Linked DNA regions of Mus musculus: all the other regions are linked to region 3. Evidence: chromatin loops called from intact Hi-C (ENCODE). Cell type or tissue: heart. All regions are shown on one strand. Region 1 holds the start of Zfp11 (zinc finger protein 11). Region 2 overlaps Mmp17 (matrix metallopeptidase 17). Region 3 holds the start of Nipsnap2 (nipsnap homolog 2). Region 4 holds the start of Psph (phosphoserine phosphatase). Region 5 holds the start of Ran (RAN, member RAS oncogene family).

Evidence for each region. A loop is a pair of places that touch in the nucleus more often than their neighbours do. Peaks named below come from ENCODE experiments on the same cell type or tissue, not always from the same donor. Only the 100,000 strongest peaks of a DNase experiment are listed, where the experiment ranks them.
Region 1: a loop joins it to region 3, with 3 times the contacts of the local background. A loop is called at or near these places in 13 of 42 quality-filtered maps.
Region 2: a loop joins it to region 3, with 4 times the contacts of the local background. A loop is called at or near these places in 22 of 42 quality-filtered maps.
Region 4: a loop joins it to region 3, with 5 times the contacts of the local background. A loop is called at or near these places in 3 of 42 quality-filtered maps.
Region 5: a loop joins it to region 3, with 5 times the contacts of the local background. A loop is called at or near these places in 3 of 42 quality-filtered maps.

What each region holds. Positions count from the first base shown.
Region 1 is chr5:129,667,892-129,672,891 of GRCm38, reverse strand. Zfp11 (zinc finger protein 11) reads left to right here and starts at 2,804. Exons shown (of 3, transcript NM_172462.4): 1 at 2,804-2,832. In heart, no CTCF peak of the experiment used is centred here; a DNase peak (open chromatin) is centred at 2,821; H3K4me3 peaks cover 1,492 bases; H3K27ac peaks cover 1,262 bases.
Region 2 is chr5:129,608,701-129,613,700 of GRCm38, reverse strand. Mmp17 (matrix metallopeptidase 17) reads right to left here. Exons shown (of 10, transcript NM_011846.5): 10 at 4,547-5,000. Among named protein-coding and RNA genes, the nearest start is that of Mmp17, 27 kb to the right of the region's middle. In heart, a CTCF peak has its summit at 2,450 (motif pointing left); no DNase peak of the experiment used is centred here.
Region 3 is chr5:129,722,723-129,727,722 of GRCm38, reverse strand. Nipsnap2 (nipsnap homolog 2) reads right to left here and starts at 2,648. Exons shown (of 10, transcript NM_008095.4): 1 at 2,502-2,648. The coding sequence starts at 2,578. In heart, no CTCF peak of the experiment used is centred here; a DNase peak (open chromatin) is centred at 2,532; H3K4me3 peaks cover 2,954 bases; H3K27ac peaks cover 3,270 bases.
Region 4 is chr5:129,782,390-129,787,389 of GRCm38, reverse strand. Psph (phosphoserine phosphatase) reads left to right here and starts at 137. Exons shown (of 8, transcript NM_133900.4): 1 at 137-435. Cct6a (chaperonin containing Tcp1, subunit 6a (zeta)) reads right to left here and starts at 34. Exons shown (of 13, transcript NM_009838.2): 1 at 1-34. In heart, CTCF peaks have their summits at 262 and 4,993 (motif pointing left); a DNase peak (open chromatin) is centred at 99; H3K4me3 peaks cover 1,380 bases; H3K27ac peaks cover 1,239 bases.
Region 5 is chr5:129,018,165-129,023,164 of GRCm38, reverse strand. It overlaps Ran (RAN, member RAS oncogene family), which reads right to left and starts at 3,009. Exons shown (of 7, transcript NM_009391.3): 1 at 2,887-3,009; 2 at 2,591-2,637; 3 at 2,397-2,481; 4 at 2,174-2,299; 5 at 975-1,162; 6 at 620-790; 7 at 1-391. The coding sequence starts at 2,626. The coding sequence ends at 347. In heart, a CTCF peak has its summit at 2,649; DNase peaks (open chromatin) are centred at 2,294, 3,064 and 4,014; H3K4me3 peaks cover 3,226 bases; H3K27ac peaks cover 3,447 bases.

The DNA.
Region 1 (5,000 bases), 55 kb after region 3:
TCATGTTTCAGACTCTATTGGGCAATTTCATATATTAACCTTCCAAATAAGTCTTAGTTTTTGTTTGTTTGTTTGTTTTAGTTACTCTTATTAAAGAAAATGTGTTAAGTTTCTGATGAGCTAATAATGTAAATTACTTCAGGGGGAATCCTTTTTTTTTTTTTTTTTTTTTGTGGTTTTTCAAGACAGGGTTTCTCTGTATAGCCCTGGCTGCCCTGGAACTCACTCTGTAGACCAGGCTGGCCTTGAACTCAGAAATCTGCCTGCCTCTACCTCCCAAGTGCTGAGATTAAAGGCATGCACCACCACGCCTGGCTCAGGGGGAATCCTTTAATGGTGGATTTTTTTCATGCACCTACTTGGTGTATGGAATTGAGTCTGTACACTGGCAAGTTCATTTTGAGGCATCTGAGCCTCCGTTGTATTTCTTCTTGGCCACACTGCTGAAAGATACCTCAGGCTGCCACCCATTCCATTCATGCTGCTTTTAGAGACTGCGGTATAGTCTTTATCCGCCCTTTTGAAGCAGTCTTATGTTCACACGGCACACCTAATTCATCATGACAGTATGCTGCCCCTTGCCACATACAGTTAGGTGCCCACTCTGGGAGTCCCAATCAAGAACACTATACTCAAGGAGATAGCTGGCCTTTGGTTGGATGTCTCATCACTCGTCACAGGGAGCATGTAACCGTTGCCACAGCAAGGAGGCGCATCATCCTCTACCATGAGGGACAAGGTGGCCATAGTGAGATGGCCTCTATGGACAACCCACTCACAGATCAACTCCAGTTGCACATCTTATCATCTGTTGCTGGGACATTCAACGACTCTTCCCAAGCTCACTGTTTGACTCTTCATGTGGAAATGTGACTAGATGCTTGTTCACCCCAGCAGGGTACCAATCACAGACAAGGAAACAACTCCAGGACTCACTGAGTTCAGTGTAGTGAGACAGCGAGTTCATTTGGGTTACTTGTGGGGAGTATGGATGAAGCATTACAGGAGTGAGGAGGACCAAGAAGCAGATACAGCTCTGAAAACTCATCACAGCATGAGCGATGACATCAAAAGCTACACCCCTAGCACCTGATGTCACATGGTCATCACGGTCATCATGCTGTTTTTTTTTTTTTGTTTTTTTTTTGTTTTTTTTTTTTTTTTTAATTTCAGGAGCTGCTGTCATTCAAGGATGTCTCCGTTGATTTCTCTCCAGAAGAGCAGGAATGCTTAGACCCTGCTTGGTGGAATTTGTATAGAAATGTGATGGTGGAAAACTACAGAAACCTTGTCTCTCTGAGTGAGGATCTCTCCCCTACAGAATTCCCAACCTCCTGCCCATATTTCACTCCCTCCCTTCATTAAATATTTCTCAGGAGCTTACACTTTGCAGGGAAGTCGTGGGCAGGTTCATTTTAACTGTATTTCCTTTAAAAATCTCCTTCCTTGATGGAGGATGCTTCTTACACTCTCATCGGTGGTGATTGTAGGAGTTTGTTGGCATGAAGTGTCATGAATTACAGTCCAAATCTTCCCTTTGATTCAGTCATATGTGCAAGTGAGTCTTTCATCTCCAAACTGAAGATTCTTCATGCGTACTCTACTGTAGGAAACCACTGGGGGAAAAGCTGAGCAATGTAAGCTGAAAATAATTCTATGTAAGCTGAGCAAGCCAGTAAACAGCACTCCACTATGGCCTCTGCATCAGTTCCTGCCTCCAGGTTCCTGCCCTTTTTGAGTTCCTGTCCTGTTTCCTTCAGTGATGAAGAGTGCTCTAGAAGTGTAAGCAAAACAAACCCTTTCCTCCCCAAGTTGCTTTGGTCATGGTGTTTCACAGCAATAGTAACGCTAAGACATACACCATAGTCAAACTAGAAATATCCAAAGATTAACTGAAAATCAAGAGAGAAATAAGCAAAATCAACACATATCTAGCAAAGTATGATCTCAGTTACAGAAATAATCTAATCAGAATTAGAAATTTAAAAGTGAAGCCAGAGGTTGTGGCATACACCTTTAATCCCAGCGCTTGGGAGCAGAGGCAGGTGGATTTCTTAGTTTAAAGCCGCCATGATCTACAGAGTTCCAGAACAGCCAGAGATACACAGAGAAACCCTGTCACAACAAACAAACAAACAAACAACAAGTTTCTTTAAAGTCAAAGAAAAAGACTATCAATATAGGATTCTGTATTCATCAGCGCATTCTTTCCAGAACAAAGTGGGAGTCAGGTTGCCCTGACATGCCATGATATCTAATACATATCTAACAGGGGTTTGAAGCAACTATATGGAAATGCAAAAAAACAAAAACAAAAACAAAAACAAAAAACAAAAAACAAAAAACAAAAAACAAAACAAAAACATTGTACAAAATTCTTAAGAGAATTGTCAAAAATAATCTATACAGCAAAGACCTATCATTTTTGTCCCTACTCAGCCTGGAAGTGATAACTTGCAGTGTTAATCAAGGCTGTGGGATGCCAAAAGTGGTCTGCATCCAGGTCCCTTAGACTGAGAACTACCATGGAGACAGACTTCATTCTGTCTTGGCGGGCTTTGGGTGGGGTGCCACCATCACTGGAGACCGTTTCCTATTTGCACCTCCGGTCCAGCTCTTGCCAGCCAGCCTGTTGCCCTCACCACTTGGACTCCCAGGGAGGATTATTCCTAGCCACCTCGGAACCCAAACACTCTCCGGGTCACCGCGGAACCCGGAGACCCGGGAACCCAGATACCCCGGAACGGAAGCCTGCGGAAACCGGAGACCAGAGAACCCGGACACTCTGGAACGGGACACCGCGGAAAAGATCCGTTCCGGAATCGGGACAAGGTGAGTCCGGGCTCGGCCTCCGAGCAGGGAGGTGGTTTTTGTAGATGCAGCGGTGCGGGATCGGCGGCCAGTCCCGGGTCGGGTCGAGTTCTCTAGGGCATCTGTCAGCTCGCGGCGAGGGCCCAAGGCTGGCAGCCCGATGGCGGGATACTGGGGACATCCCGACTCCCCGTGTGCCGGTCCTGCCCGAGAAAAGCCCTGAGCTGGGGTCCGCACCCACTTCTCCCCAGCGGCCTGCACCTTGGACAGTAAATTCCTACGAATTTCCCATGTCTTCACATTAAACTGTCCCCGCGTATCAAACAAATTCTTGTGCTTTTTATATTTCTGCCCCCCCCCGCCCCCGTGCACATCGGGTAGCAATGCAAAAGGACTTGTTTTGTGTTCGTGAACCGTGCGTCTGTGCAGAAAGCACTGGACAGCTATTAATTAGAATCCTAGTAAAACTTTTCACGTCACTCCTTCTCCCTAGGCACGGGCACTTTAGCACGAAAAACCTTTGGGTTGAGCTTTCCCCTGGCTGATTTCAGAGGTGATACATATGCCTTTTTTCTTTTTCTTTTTTCTTTTTTTGGTACTGGATTTCAGTACTTCTGACCTCAAGCGCAGGTACTAGGTGCTACCGGTGCCATGTCCCAGATTAGGAGTTGTTAAGGTCCCTGGGATTCTGTCCTCGGCGGATCTGTGAGCCTGCAGCCTTTAAGGCTGGTTACCAAAGGGATACAGGGACTGTTTTATTTACATATCTTGGCTACTGTAATATTATAACTGTGTCCTCATCTTGGTATATTTACTCTCTATTGTGACTTATGGGTCATACAGTAAGCCAGCTTTAACTTTTTTTTCAAGAGCTTTCACGTTATTTAAAAATTCATATACTCACCTTGCCAATAGTTCCCAAGGACTGCCCCTCCCTGTGTTTATGTTCCCTAGACCCCCCTCCCCCCTTTTGTTTTTTCTTTAATGACAGACATCTCTTCAAGTAGCCCATTCTGGCCTGGAAGTTTCCTTTTTTTTTTGGTTGATGCCTCCTGAGTGCTGGGTTAGCTTTTTGGTAAGAGCTCCCAGTCCTGGGTTTAATCGTTGTTGCAAATAAATGAGAGTCCATGCTTTGACATAGCTCCTGGAAGCATATACTAGAAACACTTCAGGACTGTACAGGGACCTGTGATTTCTAGCTTTTTTACCTCATGACTACTACCCTGTGACTGTGCTTACACGTGTGTGTATAGTTATTCACTGCCTGAGGTCTAGGGAGACTTTTCATCACCTTTGTTTCCAAAAAGTTTGGCAGTTCATATATGGATCCTTTAATGAAAGATTGGGGGGGGGGTCAGTGCCCTGCCCCCCCCCCCAACCAATTCCATGAAGTTTAAGGATGCTCTGTTTGTTCCAACAACAACAACAAAAGCCTGAAGGATTCCAAATGCTCTCTTTTTCTAGTATTCTCTCTTCTTCGGTTTACTGATACCATGGTCAACTCTGTTGTTGTGCGTTCTCTGAAATGATCAGCATGTTAGCATGTACCTGTACACGCTTGTATTTCTAGCCATTGGAATAATGCCCGAGGGACTGAGTTAAGGACCAGCTTGGCCTTCACAGGGAATACCAGGCCACCTAGGTAACATCTTAAGACCCTGTTTCAATAAACACATCAGTCAATTATCTGCGTGCAGCGTGCAGCTGAAATTATATTACTCTGAGTTCTAGTTTGAGGACCTTTCCAGGGCAGGTTTTTTTTTATACTAAGCATGATGAGACTGAAGGGAAATATATTTTACTCTTCGCATTTTTTTTCTTGTCTCTTTAAGTTTAACTTCTCAATGCTACACATATTCAGGAAATGTCAGCTATCACAAAGTGAAAATTGTCCATATGTATGATGGTTAATTGTGGTTGTCAATTTAACTGGCTTTAGACTCAATTCAGACATGAGCTGCTGGGCACAGTTCTGAGCAATTTTCTTGGCTAGCTTATTTGAAGTGGGAAGACATTCTAAATGTGGGTGGTACCTTCCGTTAGTAGCTCAATTCAAAGGAAGTCCTAGAGGAAAGCTTTCCCTTTTGCTCGTTCAGTCTTGCTGATAAGTTCATCTATTCTGTTGTGTCTCTCACTGCTGTTACCACTGCGGCTACATTCCTTTGCTGATACAAGAACCCCATTTCGTT
Region 2 (5,000 bases), 110 kb after region 3:
TCTGTAGACCAGGCTCAAACTCACAGCAATCCTCCTGCCTCAATCTTCTGAGGGCTGGGATTACACTTGGCATAAATGCTGGTAAAGGCTGTTAGAACTGTCATCTCTGCATCAAGTTTTCCCTGAGTCCTCATTCTGAACGCGCTTTCTGGGTATGAGTTGGGTGTCATCGTTTAAGCCTATAATCTTAGCACTTGGGAGGCTGAGGCAGGAGGATTGCAGCACATTTGAAGCCTACCTTGGCTAGAGAGCAAGACCCTGTGTGCAAAAAAGAGAAAGCAGCTGGGCTGGGGAGATGCTCGATTGGCAAAGTGTTTGCAACTGAAGCATGAAGTCCCAAGATTGATCCCTTGAATGTATAAACAAGCTGGCCTTGGTGGTGTGCACTTGTAATTCCGTCCACTGTCAGGAAGGCAGAGATGGGAGTATCCGTGGGGCTCCCTGGGCGTAGCCCAACCTAATCAAGGAGAGACCCTGCCTCAGAAACCAGGGTGGATCTGAGGAATGACTTCTGAGGTGGTCCCCTGGCTTCCACATGCACACACACATACATATGCACGCACAGGTACTTGCATTCATACACTGACAGGCATGCACACACATCAAAACCAAGCCAGCAAACAACATTTAACCCCCAAAAGCCAAATCTCCAATTGCCCACAAAAAAAAGTATCCAAGACGCTGGCCCGGTGAGATGGACCAGGAGATCCAGTGCTTGCTGTGTGTTTGATCATCTGAGCTCCGTCCCCAGAACTCAGATAAACATTGGACTGCTCTGAGTTGTCCTCTGATCTCCACATGTGCACGCTGTGACACAGGCACAGCTACCATGCCCACAGTAATGATAAAATAAGTTTAGCAATAAAAATACAGGTGGCAGACTAGGTGGCTCTCACAGGAGAAGGGCTTGGCCTGACAGCCCGAGTTCCATAACACACGACAGAAGGAGAGAACCGACTTCTGCAGGCTGTCCTCTGATCTGTACACCATGGATCATGTGCCCTATCCCCTAAATCTAACAAACTGTCAGAGCCGGCATTGTACAATGCTATCTATCCTTAGAACGGAACCCCCGTCTTCATAGGATCAGCTGTGTACAAGACCATCACAGCTGGCTATGTAGAATGTCAATACTCCCTCCTAAATAGGTGGTGGTAGGGAGGTCATTGGAGCGTTGCTGGAGTATCCAGCCATTCTTCCTAGCCATTTGTATATAGTTCTGCTCTAATTTCATGGGAAAAGACTAGAGTTCATACGCTAGAGAAGACTAGAGGGAGTTGAATCCATACTGGATACAAACCTTCCAGAACAGCTGTTTGGGGTCTCTTGTGCCCCTACCCATAACCCCTCACCCATACTTTCTAAGTCTCATAAACTTATTGGTGCCCAAAGGGGAAACTTTGAAGGAAACAAACTTTGAAGGAAACAGCCACACCACCCTCAAGGCAGCCAGCTGTTTTTGGACACTGGGCCCACTATGCAAACACCCAAGCAGCTGCCATGGCTGTAAGCTGAAGACTTGCTCCAGTCGTGAGTGCTCCAGACAACCCCACTAGCTTGGGAACAAGCACTGTGAGCCTGACAAGCTTGGTGAACTCTGATGACCTTGGGACAATTTCACCCAGGCCAGAGCAGGAGCACTTCCTGGTGGTCCCTCAGAGAGCCTGTGATTCGACACAAACGTGGTCCTTTTGTTGAAGGGCTGCCGGGATTGGTGCAAAAAGCCTTGTCATACCTGTTCTCTCTATGTGAGCAGACTGAGGTTCACATTCCAGTTAGTGAGGATGAATCCCTCTGTGGCACTCTCTGATATTGCATTATCAGGCCTAAAAGGACTCTCTCTCTCTCTCTCTCTCTCTCTCTCTCTCTCTCTCTCTCTCTCTCTCCTTCCTTCCTTCCTTCTTTCTTTCTCTCTCTCTTTCTTTTTCCTTCCTTCTTTCTTCCTTCCTTCCTCTCTCCCCTTCTTTTCTTTTCCTTTCTTTCTTTTTTCTTTTTCTTTCTTTCTTTCTTTCTTTCTTTCTTTCTTTCTTTCTTTCTTTCTTTCTTTCTTTCTCTTTCTCTTTCCTCTCTCTCTCTCTTTCTTTCTTTTCCTTCCTCCCTCTCCCTCTCCCTCTCCCTCTCCCTCTCCCTCTCCCTCTCCCTCTCCCTCTCCCTCTCCCTCTCCCTCTCCCTCTCCCTCCCTCCCTCTCTCTCTCTCTCAACCAGAAGTCGGGTAGGCTGAGCTGCTATCATAAATGAGGGAGCTGGGCTAAGAGTTGAGGCTGACGATTATGGGAAACACCAGAGAGAGAAAAACTGCTGCCAAGATTTCCTGAGAGCCATCAAGCTGAGAGGGCCATCCTAGGCCAGAGACTTGTCACTACCCAGCTGCTGAGAGCTGTGACATGGAGTTGTCACAGTAGCTTGAAGCTCCCATTCAGGAGCTGCTCACCTGCCTACTGCTGCTGCCATCTGCTGGAGCCACTGGTTAAAGCAGAGAAGTAGCCTTTTGAGTTTTTTGGCTTTGACAACAGGAGCCATAGGCTTCTCAGAGCTTGGAGCTATAAGCTTCTGGGTCCCTCAGTCTAACTCCAATAAAGAGTTGAGGAGGACTGTCAGAGCTGGAAGATAGTCTCAGCTACTTTATTGGGTAGAAAAGAAAAAAGCATAGCTCAGCTGACTGGTAGCAAACATAAATGCTTAGCATGTAAGCGTTATATATGCTTATAGATTCTACTTATACTCTGCCTGGTTTTAGTAATGTTTGTTGAGTGAAGAACTGAATGCTAGGACAGCTATAGGATGTCCGGGCCAAACAGGGACTCCAGTACAGAGACGTTAATGAAGACAGTAACCAGAGGTACCAGCTCTACAATGGCCTAGACCAGTGGTCCTCAACCAGTGGGTTGAGACCCTTTTTTGAGGATGGCATATCAGATATTTACATTATGATTCATAACAGTAGCAAGATTACAGTTATGAAGTAGCAACGAAAATAATTTTGTGCTTGGGTGGATTGGGGGGGGGGCGATGTCACCACAACATCATTAATGGGTCTCAGCATTAAGAAGGTTGAGAACCACTGTTCTAGACACCAATATGCAGGAGGTCCCTAAGGCACAAACAAGGAGAAAGACACGAACTGGAACAGATGAAGAAAGACAGCAACAGGAGAGACTGAGACAACTGGAGACACCGGCCTATAGAGAACACTGTGGCCACAGCTGAGACCCAAGACCCTGGGGGTTGGGAGGAGGCTCTTGCTGGGACAGCCCTGGAAGATGCTGCCAGTGCCCTGGGAGCCCAGCATCCTGTGGTCTCACTCTCAAGATCTAACCTGCCAGGGGCCTGGGCAGCAGGGAGAGAGCCCTGAGCCTGCAGGTCAGGCATTCACTGTGTGCCAGGGTTTACAAACTTGCCGCCCCTTGGTTCTCAGTTCTCTCATCTGGAACAGCTGCCTCTACTCTCTCAGGGTTGCTCCAGGATTCAGGTGAGTGTATCTTTGCAGCACCTCGAGCACACAAGCTGTTAACTGTGGCTGTTCTTGGGATGACCCCAGCAGTGTGACCCTGGTCTCGTTCCTGATGCTTTTGCTTGGCTTGGCATGATAGCCTACCTTCCTATATATCAAGGACTATATTGAGCCATCCCAGTCCTTCAAGTTGGCAAACTGATCCCAAGGTAGTAGGGCTGGAATTGTTTAGGGACAGGAGAGAATGTGAAACATGGCCCATGGGATGGTTTTTTGCTATTGTTGTTTTTGTTTGTTTGTTTGGTTGGTTTTGGTTTTTGGAGACAGGGTTTCTCTGTATAGCCCTGGCTGTCCTGGAACTCACTTTGTAGACCAGGCTGGCCTTGAACTCAGAAATCCATCTGCCTCTGCCTCCCAAGTACTGGAATTAAAGGTGTGCGCCACCACCGCCTGGCTGTTGTTTTTTAAAGACAGGGTCTCACTATGTAGCCCTGACTGAACTGGAACTCACTATGCAGCCAGTGTTAGCTCAGAGCTCACAGACAGCCACCTGCCTCTGCTTCCAAGTGCTGAGCATGTACCACGATACCTTGCAGAATGGTATCTTTTATCAAGAAAAAAAAATCACGTCATTTATTTTGTGTGGGTGTGGCAATGTGTCCCACATGACACATATGAAGGTCCTAGGTCAGCATGGGGGTGTTTGCTCTCTCCTTCCACCACGGGAGTCCTGAATTCAAGTCTTCAGGCTCAATGGCAGGGGCTGAACCATCTTGCCAGCCCAGGGTAGGACACTGAAGGACTCACAGTATCCTCTGCCTGGCCTGTACAGAGGTGCGTGCAGCAACATCATAAAACACAGGGGTCCCAGCAGAGCATGGCCCTGTCCAGTTGCAGAGCACAACCCGGCAGGAGCCCATGCATTGGCACCTACGTGCTCTGCTCTCCCTGGGAGACCCCTGGCTGCAGGAATGGAAAGGGGCAGGCAGGGTATGGGGGGGGGGCATTGAGAAAACGCTGAACCTTGCAGAGAGGCTATACAGGCTCTGACTGGACTCCCAGCCACCAGCAACATGGAAAAAAGCCAGGTCAGATAAAGACGTCATGCCTTGTTGTAAAATGAGAATTGGGTAGGCTGTGACCTGGCCCTTGAAGCCACACAGGGGTTCCTTGATCCTCTTCCCAAACACAGAGCACGTGTTTGCTTATAAGGCTCAAGAGCCCATGACTACCCTTGATGGCTACTAGGCCCTCCCTGGATGGTGCGAGTCCTCAGACCTCTTTCCTGGAGTTTCACCGTGGTCACAGGAGGGCCATCCACCTAAGTGCAGAGGGCCAGCTCAGCCCAGGACTCACAGACCACAGAAGTCAGAATGACAGAGAAATATGTGTTTAGCCACAACTTGTCTAGAAAGGGACACCATGTGGTGTCACGCCAGACGTTGCCGCAGGCTGTGGTCTCCGGAAGCTTCAGGTAGGCTGATCAGATGCAGAGGTTGGGTAGGAGTCAGCATTTGGGAAACCTGGCACTGGGTTAGCTTTTTGCCCG
Region 3 (5,000 bases):
TGCCATCTTACTTAACCTTTTAGCCAGGATCAGGCACAGCTAACCGGTCCAATAAATATCCCCTCTCTGACGCCTGTCACATAATGATGGTTCTGGCTGCTCTTTCCCCGTCTTCCTTGCTGGCTCCTTCTCCTCTATTCAACAGCCTGTAAATGTTGACACACACTAGGCCTTGCTTCTCAGCTCCTTCACTAGCCTCCTTCTCTCCTTAAAACAATTCCATCCATCGCTGTGGCTTTAAAACAAAACAAACACACCAAAACAAGCCTGGCGGTGGCATACACCTTCATTCAGTCCCAGCACTAGGGAGGCAGAGGCAGGCTTAACAGCCTGATATATAGATCGGGTTCCAGCACAACCAGGGTTACTGTCTCTCAAACTCCCATCTCCCCCAAAACCAACCCCTCCCCCCAAAAAAACCTCTAACCCCCCAGACAAACCAAAACCCACAGAAAAACAAAACCACCACCATCAAAAACAAAAACAGTAAAAACACAGTCTAATAAAATCCAGATATCTATCAACATTCTTATATGCTAATCCCCACCAGTTGCCTATAGCCCAGACACTTGGATATTCCATTTGAACAGCCTATACCTCAGACTTCACAAGGTTCTAAACTGCTCAGGACTCCCTCTTCTTCCTCCTCTTTGAATAGCTCCCAGAGAGGATTGGCAGGAAGGGAGAGAGGAGGGTGAGAGTATCCTCAAGGAATCAAGGGGTAGGGAGCATTTGGCTCCAAGTACGGGTACCTGGTAGGTCCAAAACTCTACCAGTTTCATGACTTTGAGCATTGGGTCTTGAGTGAGCACCTTGGGGTTCAGTTGCCTGTTTCCCAAGGAACAAAATACAAACTTTAGGGGCTCGGACTGCTTGCTCAGTAACAACAGATGTGAGAGTAAGATGTCGGTTCATTCCACTTGGAATCATATTACAGGTGGTTTAAATAATTTGCACCTACAAGTTGCATCTGTCCTGAAACAAAAGCATTCACACACTTTTCCCTCGAGATGTGTCTCTTGTCCTCTGTGTGTCTGTGTGAGATACACACCCCAGTACTAAAGATTGCCAGTAAATCAGACAAGCCATATTATATGGTGCTCTCATAATGCTGGAGAGATGGCTCCATGCCTAAGACCACCTGTTCCTTTCCTAGAGGGGCAGAGTTCCGATCCCAGCACCCAAGTGGTGGCTTACAACCATTTCTGTAACTGTACTTCAGAGGGTCAGAGACTTTCTTCTGGTCCCTGAAGGCCCAAGGCATGCACACGGTGCACATACATAGATGCAGGTAAAAACCACACATACGCACAAACAAAAGAAATCTGAAGGCAAGTTCTGGAGCTGGTGAGATGGCTTAAGGGGTAAAGAAACTGGCTGCTAAGTTTGATGAACTACATTCAATTTCCCAGACCCACATGGTGGAAGAAAATCAATTACACACACGTGGCAGAGAGCTCAGAGGTTAAAAAAAATCTTAAAAAAAAAAAAAAGGAATATTTCAATTAGCCAAGGCTGGCCTGCAACTGCACACCTGCAACTGCAGAACTTTGGAGTCTGAAGCAAAAGGTTTGCTGAAGGTTCAAGGCCAGCCAGGAATATATGTAGTAAGATCTTGTCTCAAAATACATACATACATACATACATACATACATACATACATACATACATACATACATAGGGCCTGGAGAGATGGCTCAGGGGTTAAGAACACTTGCCGCTCTAGAAGAGAACTCAGATTCAATTCCCAGCCCCGACATGGCGGCTCACAACCCTCTGTAACTCCGGGTCGTTGGGGATCCAAAACCTTCTCCTGGCTGCCCCAGGCACCTATGTGTTAGCCACACATGAAAGCAAACACTTATACACATAAAATAAAAAAATAAATCCTACAAACCGCTTAAACAGCAAATAAGCATATAAAGGAAGAAAAGAAGGGAAAACAAATCTGTCGGTAAATTCGGATGGCCTTTCGTTATTTAAACGTGGGGATGTCAAGGTGACAGGTTGACACACCGAGCACAGTCTCCGCGGAGGTCAGGAAAAAAGAAAAAGTTTCGACAGCGAACTCCGCCATCTACTACAGCTGGCCACCGTGGGTTACTTTTTTTTTTTTTTTTTTTTGCCACTCCGCTTTCAAATTTAAGGGCTGTCCCGACTGGGGACCCCGGGGTACAGCTTCCCCAGGGAGACCAGCCATCCTTTTGCTTCTCTGCACGACCTGGGGCGAGGCATTGCTACTGCGAGGGGCGCAGCGCGCAGAGGCTGAGGGCGGACGTGGCCCGCGAGCCCGGGCGTCCCCGGCAAGGGCGGCGCCGGCAGGACGGTGACCTTGAGCCCCACGGGGGCCCGGGAAGGCGCCGCAGCCTCGCCAGCCCTCGGTCGCCTGGGACTCGGGAGGCCGGCCCCCCGGCGTCCCCTGCCCGCCCCGGGGACCCCGCGCCCTTCGCCCCACGGCGGCCCCTCCCCGGCCGGGCCCCGGAAAGGGCGGCGCTGCTCACCGGAGCCCCGGCAGGAAGCCGCTCTGGGCGGCTGGCCGCAGCAGGCCTCCTCGCGCGAGCAACACCCGCGCCGCCATCTTGCTCCGGAGCCTGAAGCTCCTACCGCCTCGGTGTCGCTGACGCCGCCGCTACCGCGACCCCTCCCCCGGCCGGGCCGACCAGGCTGGGGCGGGGCGGGGCAGGGCGCTAGGCCGCTGTAGTGCAGGGGAGCGGCCGCTAGGGGGAGCAGCGTGGCGCCTCAGTGCTGCCGCCAGGGGGCGTGCCAAGAAGTTGCTGAAGATATCCGTAGATCCCGCGAGGGGAGTTCAGGGTCTCTGAAGTCCGAGTGAGAAAGGAACCTGGAATGTACACGGGGAGATCCACGGGAAAGGAGTAGATCTGTGCATGTGGGGAATCCAGAGTCTGATTTTATGGTTGAGGGCCACCACAAACATGAGGAAACGTGTTAAAGTTTTAGCAGCATCAGGAAAGTCGAGAACCACTGGTATAGGGGGAAGTGTATTCTGTAAGGATAATAAAAGAGCTATGGATATAAGCATAAACTTCAGCAAGATAAGAGTAGGCAAAAGCAGAACTAGATCCCGAGGAATCAGAGAAATAGGGAGCAGCCTGGGCCTCAGTTACATGCAGAGGCCAAGAGAAGGATACTCTCCAATTGGTGGCTGCCTTCCTGGTTCTGAGTTAGAAGACGGATGGGAGCTGTAATCTTGAAGCTCAGGAGTTGTGGTTTTCTTTATCTTTTAAATTTTTCTCTTCCTAGTCTATGTGCATCATCAGTGTTTTGCCTGCATGTATGTCTGTGTGAGAGTGTGGGTGGAGCCCCTGGCAATTGGAGTTGCAGGAGGTTGTGAGCTGCCATGTGGGTGCTAGGAATTGAACCCCAGGTCCTCCGGGAAGAGCAGCCAGTGCTCTTAATCGCTGAGCCATCTTTCCAGCCCCATGGGTACAGTTTTTCTAACAAGAATTTGGACAAATGACAGGGTCTGGTCTTGTGGGTGGTGGAGGAGCGGTTCAGACTGGGAGAGGCACTCCTTTGAATGTGAATGAGGCTGAGAGCGGTCCATAAAACTGTAGACCCAACTGTGGGAGGCAGATATGTGACTTGCTGCGGGCAGGGCCTCTTCAAGCGTCGGTGAGCCCTGCCTTTTTTATACAGATCCTTCATTTCTCAACTTAGCTGAGACAGGGTCTTTATGTGGCGCCCAGTCCGGCCTCAAACTGATGGTAATCTGTTTACCGCTCTTGAGTCGGGGTTGAACCTGGGAGAATGGAGCCTAAAAACGAGGCGGACTAAAGTCTCAAGCAATAGCGTTTATTCAGAGCATCAGACGATTTATACTCTGAGGGTATAGAAGAACCACAGGAGTTAGGTGTGTAATCATAAGGACAAGCCACACGTGGCAAAAAAATAATAAAAGCAGCAAGCAGTAATGAGTGATCTGGAGTGAACTCACTGCGATTCGCTACACCTGGGAGGGGTGTGAAGCACAGTCTATGAACAAGTTTTGTGTTTTGAAGAAACTGAGGTTACAAGACTCATTTGGAGTTTCTCACAAGCATTCAGAGTTCCCCTCATGCGACTCCATCCTTGGGTCCTGCCTGTTCTGACAGGAATCCTTTTGTAATCTCAGGGTAAACTCCTGGGTTGAGATTACTTGCAGAGCCGTCATAAGCTGTTTAGTTATTGGACCTCATTATTCAGACCAGGATGGCCTCAAACTCTCAATGCTCCTGCCTCTGTCTCTGCGGTGCAGGGATCATAGGTATGCAGTATTGCACTTGACTCAACTTTATAGGTTAGGAGTTTCAACTCTCTCTTGGAATGCAAACTTGGCGTTTATGCATTTCTTTGATGACTCTGCTTTTGTGCTCCTTAGCATTAGGCCATATTTTTCCTGTATTCCCCACCCCCAAACCCATTGCCATTTGGCTCTAAAGTTTCATTAGTTCTTTAGTCCAGTGCTCTCCTCCCTTCCTAAGTACTGGTGACTGTACTTAGGGCCTTGAATATGTTAGGCATGTGTTCTATTAATGAGCTTGCATCTTCAATCTATTTTTGAAATAGGTTCTACCAAGTTGCCTGGGCTTGCTGTGCTCAGCACTTAGCCTCCTGAGTGCTATATTATAAGTGTATGCCATGGGCTGGAGAGATGGCTCAGGGGTTAAGAGCACTGACTGCTCTTCTGAAGATCCTGAGTTCAAATCCCAGCACCCACATGATGGCTCACAACTATTTGCAATGAGATCTGATGCCCTCTTCTGGCTTGTCTGAAGACAGCTACAGTGAGTGTATTTAGATATAATAATAAATTAATTGATTAAAAAAATAAGTGTAGGGGGCTGGAGAGATGGCTCAGTGGTTAAGAGCACTGACTGCTCTTCTGAAGGTCCTGAGTTCAAAACCCAGCAACCACATGGTGGCTCACAACCATCTGCAATGTGATCTGACGCTCTTGTCTGGTGTGTCTGAAGACAACTACAGTGTACTCATATACATAA
Region 4 (5,000 bases), 60 kb before region 3:
TCTTCTCGAAAAGTCTTACGCACCCGGCCCGCCCCCGGCGTGCCCACAGAGCACCTCCATTGGGTGGCGACCCTCCTGCCGCCCGCTGATTGGCTTAATCCAACGCTGGTCTCTCTAAGACCCGCCCACCACGCCCAGTTGCGACGTCATTGCGCATCTGAGAAACTGGTTCTCCCGTCATCGGCACTCTGGATCTTAAGGTTCCGTTGTGCTCGCCCCCCAGCGTCACGGTTCGGCGCTTTTAAGAGTTTGCAGCGTGGAGGCTGCGCGGCTCCGCGGTGCAGGAAAAGCCCTGCAGGTCGTGTGTGAGGGATGCTTCGGCCTCTGCACTCGACTGGGTGTGACAGGAAGCAGAGGCGTCGGCCTCTAGTTGCAGGGTGTCTCTAGCTACTGGACTCCGGGATGCTTCCCTCACACTCTCGCGAGATTTCCCAGGTTCATTTTTTTTTTTTCCTTGCCTGTTTTATCCGTAAATTGGGGAGCACAGAAAATGGAGCCTTCCCCTGTACCCTGGTCGTTTTAAGACCCCGGAGGTTGACGGGAGGACTACGCTAGGTAGAAAGTACTAGATGGCTTTAGGAGTGGTGCGATGGGCGTTGAGGAGACTCAGGATCAGTCTGTTCTTAGGGCCCAGGTCATTGAGGCAGCTTGAAAACTAAAATGGATTTTGTTTTAATTTTTTTAAAATAATGAAACAAATAGTAATCCTTGTTTCATTCTATGTCCCAGCTAGACCACGAACTGTCTAACACGGACTGGTATTCTAACTCGTAGCAGTCCTGCTTCAACTTCCAAAGTGGTATGAGCTACTAAGCCTGCTAAAAACTAACAACTAATGGCTGGACAGTGGTGCCCAGTCTTTGAAAGCATTCTTTTAAACATTTTTTTAAAAAGAAAATAATATTAAGCGTATAAGTGTTTTTCCTGTCTGTATGTTGAGCACTTAACATATAGATACGTACTGAATTTTTAAACATGTATATGAATATGAATCACTTCTCCACACAGATGACAACTCGTAATGCCATTGGACGTATTCCACTGAGCTATATATACTGAAGGCTTTGCCATTTTGATAGGAAAGAAAAATTCTTATTCTTCTACTATACAGAGCCAGGCATAGTCACAACACGGGAGGCAAGCAGATCTCTGTGAGTTCAAGGCCAGCCTGGTCTGCATAGCAAGTTCCAGGCCAGCCGTGGCTACATAGGAAGACCCTGTCTAAAGAAAACAGAACTATAGGGTATGTAGCTCAGAGGATGAGTGCCGGTTTAACCGGTACAAAGGTCCTGAATACAGGAAATTTAAAAAGGAAAGAGAAACAACCAGTCACATGGCTGACATTTAGTTATTCCCAAACCTCTGCTCTTCTGGCTGCAGTAAGTATGCTAGTGTAATGTTTTCAAGTGGAGTTGTAGGTTTGAAAACCACAAAAGCTGTGCAGATGATAACGAGGCATGAAGAAGACTCGTGTTTACTTAATATAAAAGTCCTTAAAACATTAGCCAAGAATATATTGGAGCTGCTTTTTGTTTGTTTGTGGTTTGTTTTGTTTTTGTGACAGGGTCTCACTATGCAGACAAGGCTAGCCTTGAACTCCTGATCCTCCTGCCTCTACCTACCTCTTGTTTGTTTGTTTGTTTATCTAATGTATATAGGTGTTCTGTCTGCATGTATATCTGCTTACCAGAAGAGGGCATCAGATCCTATAGGGCTGTAGTTGTGAGCTGCCATGTTAGATGTTGAGAGTTATATGCAGGGCCTCTAGAAGAGCAGCCAGTGCTCTTAACCCACGAGCCTCTGGCTCGATCTGCCTACCTCCTAAATGCAGGTAGTACAGGCACACACCACCACACCTAGCTTACACTTTTTGGTCGGGAGCTTAACTTCTGAACTATGTCCCAGTGACTCTGTCATTCTCAACAGAGAATATCACAGCATCACCACATCTGGCTAAACTGTTTTTGTTAGGTTTTTTTTTTTTTTTTTTTTTTTTTTGTCTTCTAGTTTTCTCTGTGTAGTCTTGTTTGTCCTGGAACTCACTCTGTAGACCAGACAGGCCTCAAATTCAGAGGTCAACCCGCCTCAGCCTTCTGAGTGCTAGGATTAAAGGTGATCGCCACCACATGGCTTGTTTTTTTGTTTTTTGTTTTTAAATAGTGGCATATTTCACTAAATGACTGCATCATAATATATTTCACCAAGTTCCCATTGGGCCAAATTTATTCTGATATTTTGCAACTAAAAAAATCTCTGTGACATTTAACATATATGCGAAGATGTCTGTAAGATACATTTGAGATATGTGATTGTCACATGCTTTGGTCTACTCCTACAACAACTACTTTCCAGTCTTTGTAAAGAGTTTTGTTGTTATATGAGAGTCTCAAAAAGGTTTTATTACATTCATTTGTGTGCATGGGTGTTTGCATCTGTGCCAGAGTATATTTAGAGAGGTCAGAGGATTACTTTTGAGTGTGTGTGTTTTTGAGGCATGGTTTTCCTGTGGAGCCCTGGCTGTTCTGGGACTTGCTCTGTAGACCAGGCTGGCTTCGAATTCACTGAGATCCACTTAACTCTGCCTCTGGTGTGCTGGGATTAGAGGCCTGCACCACCACCTTCTGGCCAGATGGTTCTCTCCTTTTATCATAGGGGTCTGTGGTCAGATCCAGGCCACCAGGCTTAGGAGCAAGCACCTTTACCATCTGAGCCATCTCATCCCCAGACAGGGACTTATGTTGCCAAAACTCGCCTTAAACTCACTAGGTGAAGATGACCTAAAGTCCTGATCCCCCTGCCCTCACTCAAGTACTGGGATTTGCTTGGCCACCTTGCTTTTAATCACAGCATTTAGGAAGCAGAGGCAGATAGATCTCCCAATTTGAGGCCAACCTGATCAGTCTACAAATCAAGTTCCCGGACAGCCAGGGACATCCACAGAGATTCACAGAGAACCTGGTCTCAAAAAAAATTAAAACATTAAAAAATTTAAAAATTATTTATTTCACGATTGTGAGCATTTTACCTGTTTGTCTACATGTGGACCACTTGAATGCCTCATGCCCTCAGAAGTCAGAAGAGAGTGCAGGATCCTTAGAATTGAGTTATTGATGCCGTTTTCTTGTCTCTGTGGCCACTGACTGCTAGTAGACCATCCCTAATGCATAACTAATACTAATTTGAAAATCTTTCAAAAACTTAAGAGGGCCATAGAATGGCTCAGCAGTTCAAAGCATGTACTGCCCTTGCAGAGGACCCAGGTTGGGTCTCAGTACCCAGATAGTGACCCACAATCATCCCTAACTCTAGCTCCAGGGGATCTGAATCTCTCTCCTGACCTCTGAGGGTACCAGGCGCACATGTAATGTTCATACATGCATTCAGGCAAAACACTCAGACATGATTAGAAAAGAAATCAAAACCCAAACAAAACTAGTTCTTATCAATAGCCCTAGATTCCCTAGCCATGCCTCTAATGTGTTGCTTCTGTCCTAGGATCTTTAAAGATTTATTTATTTTATGTACACGAGTACCTTGTTGCTATCTTCAACACACCAGAAGAGGGCATCTGATCCTATTACAAATGGTTGTGAGCCACCGTGTGGTTGCTGGGAATTGAACTCAGGACCTCTGGAAGAGCAGTCAGCGCTCTTAACTGCTGAGACATCTCTCCAGCCCTCGTCCTAGGATCTTATCCAGGACTGTATTTAGTGTCATGTCTTCCAGTCTGAAGAGGTGCATGTCCTACCACTGAACTACAGTCCCAAACCCTGACCTTATTGTTTTTTAATTTATCTCTTAAAAAACTAATGGGGTTTTATGTAGCCCAGGCTGGCCTCAAACTTAGTATGTAGCTCAGGATGACCTTGTGCCTAGTCTTCTGCCTCTGTATCCAGAGTGCTAGGAGTATGGCCATGTATTACCACACCAGATTGTATTTTGAGTCAGGCTTACTACGTAACCCAAGATGACCTGAAACTTGTTGTGTAGCCCAGGCTGGCCTCACACTGGCAGCCCTCTCACCTCAGATTCTAGAGTGCTGAGATGAACAGATCTGTACCACTCTCCCTGGCTTGAACTTGGTATGAGTATGGAGAGGTTATTTTAAAGACTTAGTTTTGTGTACTTTGATGTTTTCTAGTGATTAAATTTATTTTTGGCCAGAAATATTACAGAGGCGGTGTGTCTTTGTGGCTTAAGGAGAATCACGTGATTCCAGTGTATCCCATTGTTCATGTTGTTAACTTTGATCATTTACTTGAAAGTCACCAGTTTACTCTCTTTGGAGCTGCCGGAGAGATGGCTCAGTGGTTAAGAGCACTTGCCTCTGCTCTCACAGAGGACCTGGGCTTGGCTCGCAACACCACAGTAGGCCGCTCACAACCTCTGTAACTCCTGCTGCAGGGAACTCTGACACCTCTGTCTGACCTGCACTCATGGGCACATGCTCACGTGCAGACACATAGCTGCTACATAAATCAAAAGTAATAAAAAATCAATCTCTAAAAATACAGTTGCTCTTTGTATTCAGTCAGTAACTTGTGAGGAGTTCTATAAATATCTTGGTTTTCACCATGCTGCACACTTGTGTAGCTCAGCGGTTCACAGCCTTCCCAATGCTGCAACCCTTTCCTGCAGTTCCCCAGCCATGACATTGTTTTTATTGCTGCTTTATAACTGTAATTCTGCTACTGTTATGAATCGCAGTATAAATATCTGATATACAATTCCTGTGGGGTAGAGACCCTCAAGTTGAGAACCACTGTTCTATCATCTATTAATTTGTTGTCGTTGCTATTTCTATGACACTTATTTGTGTATTTTTAAATTTATGTTTGTTGTTTTAGATAGTCTCACTGTATCTCACTGGGTAGTCCTGTCTGTCTTGCAACTCAAAGTTTGCCTGTCTCTGCTTTCTAAGTGTTGGGAGGTGGCATTTTTAAATGATGTGTTATGTGCTCTGCCTGAACATCAACACTGCCATCTCGTGCCCAAATGTT
Region 5 (5,000 bases), 700 kb after region 3:
TAGATTATTTGAAATACAACTTTATTCTGATTCTAAACGAAAAGAATGGGAATGACAGTAACAAACAAGATTTCCCCACTGGATATTGCGATGGGACTGCAGCAGTCTTATCTTTGAAATTCAGAAAGGAAACAACTCTGTTCCAAACAGCTAAATATGCAAGTCCAAAAAATGAAGGTATGTTTAACTGCCACATTCACTCGAAGCCCATTCATCTCCTTCAGCATCCCAATGAAGTACACGATCTGCTTAGCTAAATAAGGTGGCACACGCGCTGCACCGCTGACATCACAGGACAGTTGCCTATAAAACTAGACTTCTGACGCAGGGCTCCAGCTTCACTTTCTCACAGGTCATCATCCTCATCTGGGAGAGCAGTCGTCTGAGCAACCTGGAGCAACAAACAAAAACAAAACAGTGCAGATCAGAACTACCATTACCAAGTCAGGCCGAGCACCACCAGGACTGGTTAAGTGCGCACAGCCAGCTCTTCTAATGACCGGAGCTTGATTCCTAGCACCCCACATGTCTGGGCAGATCCAATGCCAACCTCTGCAGAAACTAGGCAAAGTGCACACACACACACGAAAACAAAACACTGTAAAAAAAGAACAAATACCTCTAAATCATGCTCGTACTGTGCTGCCAAAGCTGGGTCCATGACCACCTCAGGTGGGGCAAGAGCAGGCATGGCAACAAACTCCAAGTTAGGATCTCCAATGAGCTTTCTGGCAAGCCAGAGGAAAGGCTTTTCAAAGTTGTAGTTACTTTTGGCAGAAATGTCATAGTACTGTTTTAAAAGAAAAAGGAATGTATGCTTAATGATTCTATTAATAATCTCCATTCCAGGACATTCTAAACAAAGACATTTTATAATCCACATTAAAACCCTCTGACCAATTTTTAATATAGAACATATACGGGTACCTTATATACAATCTTCTCTAAGAATGAACCGAGAAATTAGAACGTACCTGAAGATTCTTCTTCCGGTGGAAGACAATAGATTTTGCCTTCACTTTCCTGTCTTTAATATCCACTTTGTTGCCACACAATACAATGGGGATGTTTTCACACACTCGTACCAGATCTCTATGCCAGTTAGGTACATTCTTGTAAGTAACTCTTGAGGTTACATCAAACATTATAATGGCACACTGGGCTGAAAAACATTGGAGACAGTAGAGTGTCTTAGTCTACTGCAGGACTCAGTCATCATCTTGGGCCTGACTCTGGATCACCCATCAACCCACTCCATTCAAAAGTCCTCCCTGTCCCCCACTAAAAAGTTAGATGGTAAAACATGGCACACTGACTCCAATTCCTCTTCAAATGAAAACTCCAAAAGTCAAGACCAATTCACTCTATCAACTACCTTCTTCTCCTCAAGGCACCTAATCACTAACTACCAACTGCTGGCCCATCAAAGTTCATCAAAGTTCAAACACCAGTCTTCTAAAATCTGAGCCCAGGTTTCTATAACCTACCCTGCAGGGATGGTGAGGATACAGTTTAAGAGGAAGCACGTGAGCATCCCCATTTTTTTGGTTAAAAAGTTAACCCCGGTTATAAACACCCCTTTGCCTTTACATGCGAAGAAGCCAAAGAACGAATTTTCTCATCATGCTAGTAAGATCACAAGGATATTCATTCGTCTTTAAACACCAACAGACTCTTTCCCCACTAAGCTTTTTCGATTACTTTCAAGGAGAAAAGTAAAAGTACAGTTTCCATGAGGCGGCAGGTTTCACGTGTGAGAGAGGGCCTGGCTCCAGGAGGGGCTAGAGGTTTAGTATCTTGGGGCAAATGCTCACTACTTATTTTAATGATGGGAATAATCACGGGTAAGCTACTGCGTGTAGCCCTTAATTCAAGTTTCGAAAACCAAAAAGTGACCCGGGAGCTTTCCCAATAGCTTAGTCTCCTACTAAGTTCTGAAGCCACACAGTTTGCCCCAAATCAATGCCTAGCATGACACAGCATATGATCAAACGACACCACGGACGATTCTTATAAAAGAAAAAAAAAATCTCCTATCCACTCCAACCAGGTCGCCTCCCTCCAAGAGATTTCTGTCCCCTCTCCTTAGTCACCCGGCAACGGCTGGCTCTCCGGCTCATACCCCAAGCACATGTCCGAGGGCCTGGGCCCACTTCCGCAAGGCCCCCCTCACCTTGGATGTAGTAGCCATCGCGCAGGCCCCCGAACTTCTCCTGGCCGGCCGTGTCCCACACGTTGAACTTGATGGGTCCTCTGTTGGTATGGAAGACGAGCGGGTGCACCTCCACGCCCAGGGTGGCTGCGGGGAACAGGGCGGCAGAAGGGGTCAGCCGTGCACTGCCCGCCGCCTTCCCCCGGAGGCCTCGCTGCCGTGAAGCACCCCCGGCCGCACCTACCTACATACTTCTTCTCAAACTCGCCCGTCAAGTGGCGCTTCACGAAGGTTGTCTTCCCGGTGCCGCCGTCGCCCACCAGGACGAGCTAGATTCAAGAGACGAGGCGGCGGCGTGAGCGGTCCCCGCCATGCCGTCCCCTCCCGACCTCCCCGCTCGCTCGCCCTCCGAGGGCCCCCGTGCGGCCGCACACGCACCTTGAACTGGACCTGCGGCTCTCCCTGGGCGGCCATCGCGGCGGATCCTGCGGGGAGAGAGAGCGGCTGCGGCACGTGCGCCCCACAAAGGCCGCGGCCGGGAAGAGCGCGCGGGAAGGCGGGGACGCGGCGTGAGACGGTGGGGGGAAGGGAAGCGGGCTGAAAAAGCCCAGGGCGCTGCCCGTCCGCCTCGCCTCGCCTCGTCGCCAGCGCCGCCCCGCGCCCACCCGAAGGACACCCAAACCCTCCGGTCACCGCCCGCGCCCGCGCCCGCACCCTCCCGGCCTCGACGCTACCTTCCAGAAGAGTCTCCGCGCCTGTCCGACTGGAGCTGGAAAGATGGCGGAAGCGCGATTCAAATGCCGGAGACGCAGCGGACGCCGGCGCGCGGAGGGGGGGAGGAGCCGGGAGAGGGCGGAGCAACGGCGCCGCGCCCAACCACGCGGCGCGCGTGCACGCGCACGTCCGCTGGAGCCGTCCGACTCGGCCGGGGGCCCTCGGAGCGCCCAGGGCGGGAGAGGGGCGGCGGGTCACGTGGGCCGGCCGAGCGGGGACGCGCACGCACGCGGACCGTGAAGGGCCCGCGGGAGCCGGCGCTGAGCGCGGGCTGCCACGCGCATGCGCTGGCTGCGGGAGGCCGCGCGTTACGCGGGCGGCGGCCTAGCCAGGGGCCTCGTGGGCGGGAAAGGCGGGTGCTGCTTCTCGGTCGCTCGCTGCCGCTCAGCGGGCACCGCCCGACCTTCGTCCCCAAGTCCTGTGTCCACAGGCACCGGGGATCTCGCGGGCGGGCGATCGCTAAGTGTGCGCGGCCGCCGTCTGCAGAATGAATGGAGGGAATGAATGAGGGTGCGCGCGCCCGAGGCCCGGCTTGCGTCAGCCATGCGTGCCCGGCATGGACACGGCCTGGCCTTCCTGGGAGGATGGGACCGGATGCAGTTAGTCCAGGCGTTCAGCATCCCAGGGCCCTTCCTCTGTTGCGTGGTCTGAGTAATCTGTCTCGCAGAAGATACCCTACCCTGGCTCCCTCCTGAGCAGCAATTGACCAGCAAATACAGATGCTGCTGGGGAAATGGAAAATGTATCTCTGATGACCAGAGCTTGGGGGCCCTGCTGTTACTTTGTACTATGCAATCTAAAAGGAGCCAGCACAGGCCTTAGGGTTCCAAGGCTAGCCTGGGCAACTTAGGTAGAAGACAGGTGGGAAAGTGTGCACAAAAACTATAACATAACGTTAACATAGTATGTTTAATGGAACGTCAGTTACATATTTATATAAATACAAAGTTACTATATTTTGGAGTATATGTAACAAGTCGGCTACAAGGGGCTATGCTGTGAGCTGTATTCAATAGAGGATATAACAGGAGGTGGAGATCAAACAGAGTTTAGGAGAAAAACGGTCAACCCGCCTAGTTCCAGTTTGGTAGATTGTTGATACAATGTAGCACCTGGTGCTGGGTGGTGACATCACCAGTGACCCTCTCCCCGAGAAAACTTATCATGAACTTACTTGTCCTGGCAACCAGCCTGCCGAACCGCATCATCTGGTGGCCTGGTTTGTGTTACTAACTGGCCCACGCTTAGAACTTACAAAGAACCTCATCCTAAGAAGCCGAGGGAAACAAGAGAATACACTCAAGCGGGCATAGGCGCAGCTCTCCCTGCAAGCACTGTCTGGACTGCCCACTGCTGCCTGGTTTACAGCATTTTCTTTGCCATCCAACGTGAACTGCAAACCTATTCTTAGCCTGAACTTTAAAACTTAACATGTATGAGTACTGGGGGTGTGGGTGTTGGTCGGGAGACAGCTATAGACAGGCTATTTGTACAGCCTTGGGGGGAAAGTTGCTGTTGCGGAAGGGATTGTAGCTTGTGATGGTTAGTCTACTGGATTTAGGGTTGTGAAGGGTGTGTCTCTTGTACTCACAGAGAGGTTTAACTGAACCTGGGCAGTACCCTAGACTGAACAAAATGGAGACCAGCATCGGTCTCTCTGCTTCCTGACTGTGGATACAATGTAACCAGCCACCTCACACTCTCACCATTATGCCTTCCATCTTCTGCAGATGTAATAAATTGTACCATTGGAATTGTGAGCCAAAAAGAAACTAGCCAAAAGTTGCTTTTTATCAAGTATTTTTGTCTAGCGATGAGAAAAATAGCTAATTGTATTTTCTTCTAAAACCCCAAATCTTTAGTATAATTTGAATTTGAGATCTCTCCTGTGTTGGATATTTCATCCCCCACCAACCATGCTGTTTTAGACTTGTGACCTAGTGAGTGACTGGGGGGTGGGGGGTGGGGTGTCAGCCTTAAAGAGTATATCCTGTAGTGTGAGCTCCCACCACCATGGAATGAGACCGAAGCCATACCATCCTACTATGATAAACTGTATCCGCCATGAACCAAG